2 separate regions of the Homo sapiens genome follow, and region 2 is linked to region 1. Evidence: read pairs that join two places in POLR2A ChIA-PET (ENCODE). Cell type or tissue: HepG2. All regions are shown on one strand.

Region 1 (5,000 bases):
GCCAGTCATGGGGACCCTACTACCTGACTGCTCTGAGCCCCGGCATCCTCCTCTGCACTGCCCACTCCGTGCCCAACCTCTGGATGTTTGTGTCTGCCTTAAATCTGTCCACTGAAGCCCCAAGCACCTGTATTTGGAGATAGAACCTATAAGGAGGTAGTTAAGGTTCAATGAGGTCACGAGGGGGGGGGCATAATGAGGGGATTAGTGCCTTCATTAGGGAGAGCTTGCGCTCTCACTCTCTCTCTTTTTTTTTTTTTTTTTTGAGACAGAGTCTGACTGTGTCACCCAGACTGGACTGCAGTGGTGCAATCTCAGCTCACCACAACCTCTGCTTCCTGGGTTCAAGCAATTCTCCTGCCTCAGCCTCCCAAGTAGCTGGGATTACAGGTGTGTGCCACCATGCCCAGCTAATTTTTTTTGAATTTTTAGTAGAGAAGGGGTCTTACTATGTTGCCCAGGCTGGTCTTGAACTACTGAGCTTAAGTAATCCTCCCACCTCAACCTCCCAAAGTGCTGGGATTACAGGCATGAGCCACCAAACCCAGCCAAAAACTGAATTTTGAAATTTAATTTTAATTAATGTTAAACAGGCATGTGTGTCTAGCGGCTATAGTGTGAGACAGTGCAGTTCTAGAGAAAGGAGAGGCTTGGCCACACAGACTGATTTGAGGGGCAGTGAGAGATCAGCTTCTTCCCAAAAGGCACCCTCTGCCCCACCCCTTGGTGTGCTTCATCCATCAGTGCAGGTTGTCTGAAGCAAGGTCCCACTAAACAAGCAAAGGCCCAGCATTCAGTCACCAAGCACTTGTGATGTGCACCGCCCCATTTAATCTTCACAATTGGGTATTGTTGTGTGCATTATTTAATCCTAAGAGCTGATTCACAAGGGAGAGACTGTTACCATTTTCATTTGGTCTTAGCCAAAAGGCCGAGAAGCGATGGTTATCATTTTCGAATGTGGATACGGTGCAGAGAGGCAAAGCGCCCTACCCAAGACCCCAGAGGCGAGTCCTTTAGGCTTAACCTTCATGCCTCCCAGCCTCCCCAGGAAACCGCCCGGGACAGCTGGAGGCATTCACAGCCCATGTGAGCAAGTTTGTTAGGACTTAAAGCCTGGCGGCTGTTAAGGGTTGAGTGGGGACAGGGACATGGAACTAGTTCTGGAGCTCGGGTTTCTGGCAGAATGTTCCAAAAATAGGAACTAGCAGCCAAAGGACAACGTCAGAAATGACCGAGTCAGGAGTGGTCTGTGTCTGAGCTGGGAGAGGCAGCAGAGAGGATTGTGGTTTGATACACATTTGTGTAAATAAGCACGCCTGTTTTGTAGATGGGGAAGCTGGGGCAGAAATGGGGCAAAAATACGATTTTAAAGCCAGTCGTGTACAGACATGGTGGCTCAGGCTTATAATCCCAAAACTCTGGGAGGCCAAGGTGGGAAGCTTGTTTGAAGCTAGGAGTTCGAGACCAGCATGGGCAATAAAGCAAGACCCCATGGTATGCGCCCGTAGTCCCAGCTACGCAGGAGACTGAGGCGGGAGGATTACTTGAGCCCAGGAGGTCGAGGCTGGAGTGAGCTATGTTTGGGCCACTGCACCCCAGCCTGGGTGACAGAGCAAGACCCTGCCTCTAAAAAAATAAAGTAAAATAGGCCAGCCCTGCTGGGGCCGTGCTGGTGGCTGGACTCTGAGCTTCCCTCTGAGCCTTGGTCTCTTCACCAAAACCACTTGGGGGTGGATCTGACTCACATAGAGGCCCCTGCCGCTGGTCAGGCACTGCCTGGGATGGACCACGCAGGATGGGGGTGGGCAACGGTAAAAATACACCAAGGCCCAGAGTCCAGGCTCCTAGTGTCCAGCTATCACTGGGGCCTAGGAGTGCCCACCCCAACCCTCCATCCACAAGAACTCCTGAAACGGGACTCGGGATCACAGCATCCATTCAGTTTTTGTCTGGGTCCAGTGGCTCACGCCTGTAATCCCAGCACTTCAGGAGGCCCAGGTGGGAGGGTCACTTGAGCTCAGGAGTTCGACACCAGCCAGCGCAACATAGTGAGACCCCTTCTCTTCTAAAAGAATGTATCTGGGCTGGGTGCCGTGGCTCACGCCTGTAATCCCAGCACTTTAGGAGGCCAAGGCAGGCAGATCACGAGGTCAAGAGATCGAGACCATCCTGGCAAACATGGTGAAACCCCGTCTCTACTAAAAAATACAAAAAAATTAGCCGGGCGTGGTGGCGGGCACCTGTAGTCCCAGCTACTTGGAAGGCTGAGGCAGGAGAATGGCGTGAACCCGGGAGGCAGAGCTGCAGTGAGCCGAGATCGCACCACTGCACTCTAGGCTGGGCAACAAAGCGAGACTCCATCTCAAAAAAAAAAAAAAAAAAAAGTGTATCCAGAGATCTGGCAGGAGACTCAGGGAAAAATCACTGCAGCGTTGTAACCCCATTTTTCTCCTCTGTAAAGCGGGGGTGGCATGGACAGTCTCCTCGAGTTGCTACAGGGTTGAAGGGGCACTGTTTGGGAGCTGTGAGGTGCTCCTGCTTCCACCCGGGGCCTGCACGAGTCCTCCTGGCTCTGAACCCCCGACCCAGGACTGGCTCAGGGTGAGGGGTCAGTGGTCCGCATGGTGGAGAGAGAGAAATTCTGAGCCAACAGACTCTGTTCAGGGGACAGGAAAGGCCCTCATCCCCGCTGGCTTCCAGATCTCCCAGATAAGGAGAAATTAATGTTTGATCTGAGCTTCATTCCAGAGACAGACAAACCAGTTTACTGCTGCTGACTGAGAGGACACCCCACCCCTGCTATCGCACCTCACCGCCCTTTGGACTTGACACAGGACTTCTCCTGGGCCCCATGGGTCCCATTGTCCTCAGGCCCCTGTGCTTAGCATGGACCGGGCAGTCGGTGGGCCTGGGGGATGTTTGCTAAAATCAGGTTGCAAATCCAGCCCGCCACCTTCCGCCACTTCTTAGTGGGAGAAGCTGCCTCCGAAGCCAGGGATGGGACCCTCATCAGGAAGTCAGCCTCATGGATCCCAACGTAGACGCTGCCAGGAGGAGAAGAACACAGAGATCTGACTGCCTCACTGAGCAGCTGTTAGCCTTGGCCGAGCCACTTCCCCTCTCTGGGCTCCAGACCCTCAGCTGTAGAAAGGAGTCTTAATCCCTTCTCCCCTCCAAATCTGCTCTTCCCCATCTCATCTCAGTTGGGAGCTCCCCAACTCCATCCTTTTGGCTCCTCAGGCTAGAACTAGGGTCCCCCTTGACTCCTCCCTCACTCTCACCCCACCTCCAGTCCATCAGCAAAGTCCTGTGGGCCCAACCTTCAAAATACATCCACCACGAGAACTTTCCTCCGGCCCGCACCGGTGCCAGCCTGCACCACGCCATGCTGCTCCCTCCTTTACCTATCTGGTGTGATCCAAGACGAACTTAGCACCTAGAAAGAGCCTTCCGTCTTCCACGCATGTTAATTAGAAAATTTACCTGTTTGGCCTGGCACGGTGGCTCGTGCCTGTAATCCCAGCACTTTGGGAGGCCGAGGAGGGTGGATCACCTGAGCTTGGGAGTTCGAGACCAGCCTGACCAACATGGTGAAACCCCGTCTCTTCTAAAAATACAAAATTAGCCAGGTGTGGTGGTGCATACCTGTAATCCCAGCTACTTGGGAAGCTGAGGCAGGAGAATCGCTTGAACCCAGGAGGTGGAGGTTGCGGTGAGCCAAGATCGCGCCGTTGGACTCCAGCCTGGGCAACAAGAGTGAAACTCTGTCTCAAAAAAAAAAAAAGAAAGAAAGAAAGAAAGAAAATCTACTCATTCATTCATTCATCAAACACTGCTGAGAATGTGCCCTATGCAGGACACGGGAGGAGGAGGATTTGGGCCAGGCCTTGGAGAATGGGGGGCTTCCATGATGGAACGTGCAGCATGGGCACCCCAGGCAGTGGGCACAGCAAGTATAAAAAGAGCTTCAAGGCAGGGGTGGGGGGCTTCGACTATTGATGTCAGAGTTGGAGGGCACTGCAAAAGTCCTCATCCTTGGAGCCACCAAAGGGCAAGAGAGAGCTGGGTGAGCTTAGGGACCTGTCAGTGTTCAGTGGGGCTGGTGCCAGGGAATGAGGTAAGACAGGAAGGAGGGGAGGTGGAGAGGTTGCTGGGAGCTGACTGGCCACCAGGGCCTTGCACACTGGGGTAGGAAGCGTGGGCTTTATTTTTTTATTTTATTTTATTTTATTTTTGAGATGGAGTCTTGCTCTGTCACCCAGGCTGGAGTGCAGTGGTGCGATCTCGGCTCACTGCAGCCTCCGCCTTCCAGGTTCAAGCAATTCTCCTGCCTCAGCCTCCTGAGTAGCTGGGACTATAGGTGCACGCCTCCACACCTGGCTAATTTTTGTATTTTTAGTAGAGACGGGGGTTTCACCATGTTGGCCAGGATGGTCTCGATCACCTGACCTCATGATCTGCCCTCCTTGGCCTCCCAAAGTGCTGGGATTACAGGGGTGAACCACTGCGGCTGGCCGGAAGCGTGGGCTTTATTCAGAGGACAGTGGGTGACCTTGAAGGGCTTTACATGAGGAAAGTGACAACCAGACTTGCGCTTTAGAAATGTCACTCTGGGGCCCAGATGAGACGCAGAACCACGCTTGCCCCTTCCTTTCCAGCTGCGGCCCCGGAACTTGCAGCTGCATTGATGTTGATGCCTAGGAAGAACCAGATTGCCGTTTATGAACTCCTTTTTAAGCAGGGAGTCATGGTGGCTAAGGAGGGTGTCCACCTGCCTAGGCACCCGGAGCTGGCAGACAAGAATGTGCCCAACCTTCACATCATGAAGGCCATGCAGTCCCTCAAGTCCCAAGGCCACAGGGAGGAACAGTTTGCCTGGAGACATTTCTACTGGCACCTTACCCGTGAGGGTATCCAGAGTATCCGTGAGGACCTCCATCTACCCCCTGAGACTGTGCCTGCCACCCCACACTGCAGCCCTCCAGAGACTGGCAGGC
Region 2 (5,000 bases), 200 kb after region 1:
AGTGCATGAATGAATAAAGAAGCCATTCACTGAGCATGCAGAGAGAGGAGGCTGAAGATGCAACTGAAGAAAACAGACAGAGTAGAGTGTCCCTAGGGCCACACGTGGCAGTTTGGGAGGCTGGACTGAGTCCTGCAGACACTGGGGAGTCAGGGCATGTGGCAGGATCCTTCTGCTGTTGCCCAACAGTCCCGGTGCTGCAGGAGGGAGGGGCGGGCGTGGGGATGGCTGGGCCTTGGGCATCGCCAGAGACATCATAGCCTTCCGGGACAGCCCAGGGGCTTGGCAGAGTGTCTTGTTGTAAAGCTTGTGGGGTCTGCAGGGCCTACTCTGGCTATACCCACCCACAAGGCCATGCAGCCAGAGGGTGCGGGAGACAAACAGGAGCCGAGCCAAGTGGCCAGAAGGAAGGCCAGGAGCAAGCCCCAGCAGAAGCCAAGCCCAGCAGACAAGGTTTGTGACATCGAGAGGAAGCCACTGTGGTGCCCTGGACACAGCGTGGCAGGGGGACAGGGGGGACAGACTCCCTGGTGGTGCTGAGGAGACACGGAACACCCCACACTTCCCTCTGTAGAAAGCAGATTCCCAGGCCTCGGGGTTAAATGGGAACCAACAGGCAGCATGGGGCCAGGCCTTGGTTAGAGCTCCATAAAGACATGCTGGCATGGAATGGGTGGGACTGGCTCACGCCTGTAATCCCAGTGCTTTGGGAGGCTGAGGCAGGAGGATCACTTGAGCCCAGGAGTTTGAGACCAGCCTGGGCTACATAGTGAGACTCCTGTCTCTACAAAAACTAGGAAAATTAGCCAAGCATGATGGTGTGTGCCTGTAGTCCCAGCTACTTGGGAGGCTGAGGTGGGAGGATTGCTGGAGACTGGGAGGTCAAGGCTGCAGTGAGCCTTGATTGCACCAAGATTGCACTCCAGCCTGGGCGACAGAGTGAGATTCTGTCTAAAAGAAGAAGACATACCAGCATGTGGCTGAAACAGTGATGGAGACACCCACTCCGCCTACAGAGGCTAAGGCCTGTCTCCAAACCTTTGCTCTTCTCTCCGCCTCAGATGCCTCTCCCCTCCCATCTCTGCCCACAGAACTCCTCATACTCTTCCCAGCTCAAGTTTCACAATCTCCACGAAGTTTGCCAAGGTCACCTCTTCCTGCCGCATCCTCCTCCTCCTCTATCATAGCCAACGCTTATCTGACATTGCCAAGTGCAGGGCTAGAAGCTTCATATGTGTTATCTAATTTAATGCTCCCAATACCAGTATGAGAATGGTGTCATCATCCTTTTGTACACAGAATCCACTGCAGCTCAGAACAGGTAAGTGGCTTCCCCAAGGTCATCCAGCCGGTGAGATATAGAGGCCATGTTCAAATACAGGTCTCTGAGGGCAAAGCCCGTTCTTAAGCATTAGGAGCCCTTGCTACCCATGAGACAGTGGACATGGCCCCCAACATTGTCCCTTGGTGCTCTCTCTTGATCTTTTTCTTTTAAGGTTTGTTTTATATACTTGTCTCCACCCGGGAGACCAGGAGCTGAGTCTCTTGAGAGCCAGGACCTTGACCCAGTTGCCGCATGCTCTCCTCTCTTGTTCCCAGCCCTCACCCATGCTGCCCTTCCCTCCCTTCCCTGCCCACCTGGCAAATCTGCTGGGCTCCAGGCAAACACAAGCTCCTCCAAGGGCCCTCCCTGCTCCTTGCAGGCCACCTCTTCTCAGGGATCTCACAGTTTTCCACGGCACTGAAATGGCTGGTGAAAGAATCCGTCTCCCTGAGACCATGAGCTCCTCAAGGAAGCTGGGACTGACACCTCCATGTCTCCAGGGCCCAGCCCAGGACCTGGCACAGCTCTGTGTTCAGTGTTGGCTGAATGAATGAATCCAGTCCACCATGAATTGATCCTGAAGTGGACCTAGAGTTGGAGGGACTAGACTATTGATTTTGCAACTTATTAACTATGGGATCTCAGACAAGTCCCTTCACCCATTTGGGCCTCAGTTTTCTCATCTGTAGAATGGGGATGATTTGAGGAAAACAGAGGTTGAAGCACTTCATAAACCGAGTTGCTGCATAGTTGTGAGGTGAGATGATGGAGGTTCCCAAGCCCAGGCTCCAGGGAAAGACTTTGGCACTTGCCCCTTGCTAAACAAAGCATGCAATTTTAAAGGCTCACAGCTATCGCAGATTTTCCTAAAACATGCGTCAATACAAAAGTTGTTGAGTTCCTTTAGAGAAACACTGTAACGGAGACTCCCTGCACTGACAATTTAGCTGAGCAAGTTTGCTCTGGCTGTGCACGCCCCAGGGATTCCTCCATACCTGCAGCTGGAACCCATGAAGAAACTTTGGGCCTTTAATTAGAACCATTTGCCCTTCCAATGAACGGCAGGTGGCTGGGCCAACTTACAAAGAGATGCTCATTAGAGCAGTATGTGCCCTTTGATCCATCCGTCTGACTGCTGGGACTCTGTCCTAAAGAAATAATCCCAAATATGGAAAGGCTTATGAACAAATACACCATCTTTGGAGTATTTCTTGTAACGGCAGAGAAACTGGAATCAACCGGAATATCCAATGGGGAATAAGTTGCTGATGTTTCCTCAACTGGATGGGACTTTATTACTCACTGAGAAGAAATGGCTGGGAAGGCTTTGGAGCAACATAAAGTATGTTTATGATAGAATGTTAAGTAAACAAATCAGGTTACAAAACTATGTACCCTGAGATGAACTATGCAAACTATGCATATAAATATCAGAAATAGGCTGGGCGCGGTGGCTCTTGCCTGTCATCCCAGCACTTTGCGAGGCCAAAGCGGGTGGATCACGAGGTCAGGAGTTTGAGACCAGCCTGACTAACATGGTGAAGCCCCGTCTCTACTAAAAATACAAAAATTAGCCAGGTGTGGTGACAGACGCCTGTAGTCCCAGCTACTCGGGAGGCTGAGGCAGGAGAATCACTTGATCCCGGGAGGCAGAAGTTGCAGTGAGCTGAGATCGTGCCACTGCACTCCAGCCTGGGCGACAGAGTGAGACTCCGTCTAAAAAAAAATTCATGGTGGACTGGATTCATTCATTCAGCCAACACTGACCACAGACCTGTCCCAGCTACTCGGGAGGCTGAGGCAGGAGAATCGTTTGAACCTGGGAGGCGGAGGTTGTGGTGAGCTGAGATGGCGCCATTGTACTCCAGCCTGGGTGACAAGAGCGAAACTCCGTCTCAAAAAAAAAAAAGTTTATTATAAATTTTTTTTTTTTTTTTTTTTTTTTTTTGAGACAGAGTCTCGCTCTGTCGCCCAGGCCGGACTGCGGACTGCAGTGGCGCAATCTCGGCTCACTGCAAGCTCCGCCTCCCGGGTTCACGCCATTCTCCTGCCTCAGCCTCCCGAGTAGCTGGGACTACAGGCGCCCGCCACCGCGCCCGGCTAATTTTTTTTTTTTGTATTTTTAGTAGAGACGGGGTTTCACCTTGTTAGCCGGGATGGTCTCGATCTCCTGACCTCATGATCCACCCGCCTCGGCCTCCCAAAGTGCTGGGATTACAGGCGTGAGCCACCGCTCCCGGCCTATTATAAATTTTTAAATATCAAAAACATAGACTGTCTCTAAAGTAAAATCAAGACAAAACAAAAAATAAAAAATAATTAAAAATAAAAAAGAAACAAAGGGCTAGTTTTCCAAGGGTAGAGGTAAAACCTGACGTTGTAAAAATGTGTTCTGGAGAATCGTTCATATGGCCTGTTTTAGATTTTTTTTCTTTAATGAAAAAGTAACACATGTACAGGGTAAAAAATATTCTGTGTGAAAGATATACAAACACCACTATCCTAATGAAACTGCCTTTTCCTTCCAATATTTTATCTATATTTGTATATACTTTAACAAAGTCTAGTGTACATACAATTCAAAATTCTGGCTGGGCATGGTGGCTCATGCCTGTAATCCCAGCACTTTGGGAGGACAAGGTGGGAGGATCACTTGAGCCCAGGAGTTCGAGACCAGCCTAGGCAACATAATGAGACCCTGTCTCTAAAAAATAAAAAAGAAAAAAAAAAGCTGGGCATTGTGGCACGCGTCTGTAGTCCCAGCTACTTGGGAGGCTGAGGTAGGAGGACTGCTTGAGCCTGGGAGGTCGAGGCTGCAGTGAGCTGCGATGGCACCCCTGCACTCCAGCCTGGGCCACAGAACGAGACCTTGTCTCAAAAAAATTTTTTTAAGTTTAATTTTTACTTTATATAAAAAACAAATAACTTGGTTGCAACAATCTTTATATTTATAAATTTAAAGAGTTATAGGATACTCCATAGTAGAAATATATTTATTTCACTGATCTTTGATATTATATATTAGTTGTTATGATTATGTTTCCTTTATATATCTCATGGAAATACATATGGTTGTACTCAATGCATATATAGTTGTACATAATTAATACGTAAAATTCATATGTAATATGAAAAATAAGATTTTTTCTTTATATTAACAATAACAAATTAGAAAACACGATAGAAAAAAATACTCCAATCAGAATGACAATAAAAATATTAAGTGCTTAGAACTAAACAAGGCACCCACAACATGGATGAACCTTGAGGATATTATGCTAAGTGCAGTAAGCCAGACACGGAAAGAAAAATATTGCATGATCTCACTTATATATGGAACTCAAAGAAGTTGCATACATAGAAACAGAGAACAAAACCGTGCTTATCAGGGGCAGATACGGCGGGCAGGAAATGGGGAGATGTAGGTCGATGGATACAAAGTTGCAAGATCTAATGTACAATGTGAGGATTATAGTTAATAATATTGAACTAAATTCAGAGTTTTTCTAGAGCAGGGGGATATCATTTGGCTCTGTGTCCCCACCCAAATCTCATGGTGAATTGTAACCATGCATCAACTGTGTTGGAGGAGGGGCTTGGTGGGAGATGATTGAATCACAGGGCTGGACTTCCCCTTGCTGTTCTCGTGATAGTGAGTGAGTTCTCACGAGATCTG

Evidence for each region. Peaks named below come from ENCODE experiments on the same cell type or tissue, not always from the same donor. Only the 100,000 strongest peaks of a DNase experiment are listed, where the experiment ranks them.
Region 2: POLR2A ChIA-PET joins it to region 1 with 7 read pairs; 1 of 35 experiments calls an interaction of 5 or more read pairs at or near these places.

Annotation. Positions count from the first base shown.
Region 1 is chr22:45,270,909-45,275,908 of GRCh38, forward strand. It overlaps the pseudogene RPS10P31. Among named protein-coding and RNA genes, the nearest start is that of UPK3A, 12 kb to the right of the region's middle. In HepG2, no CTCF peak of the experiment used is centred here; DNase peaks (open chromatin) are centred at 812, 1,743 and 2,773; H3K4me3 peaks cover 278 bases.
Region 2 is chr22:45,475,904-45,480,903 of GRCh38, forward strand. No RefSeq gene overlaps it. Among named protein-coding and RNA genes, the nearest start is that of FBLN1, 24 kb to the right of the region's middle. RefSeq lists an enhancer at 371-870. In HepG2, no CTCF peak of the experiment used is centred here; DNase peaks (open chromatin) are centred at 1,278 and 2,598.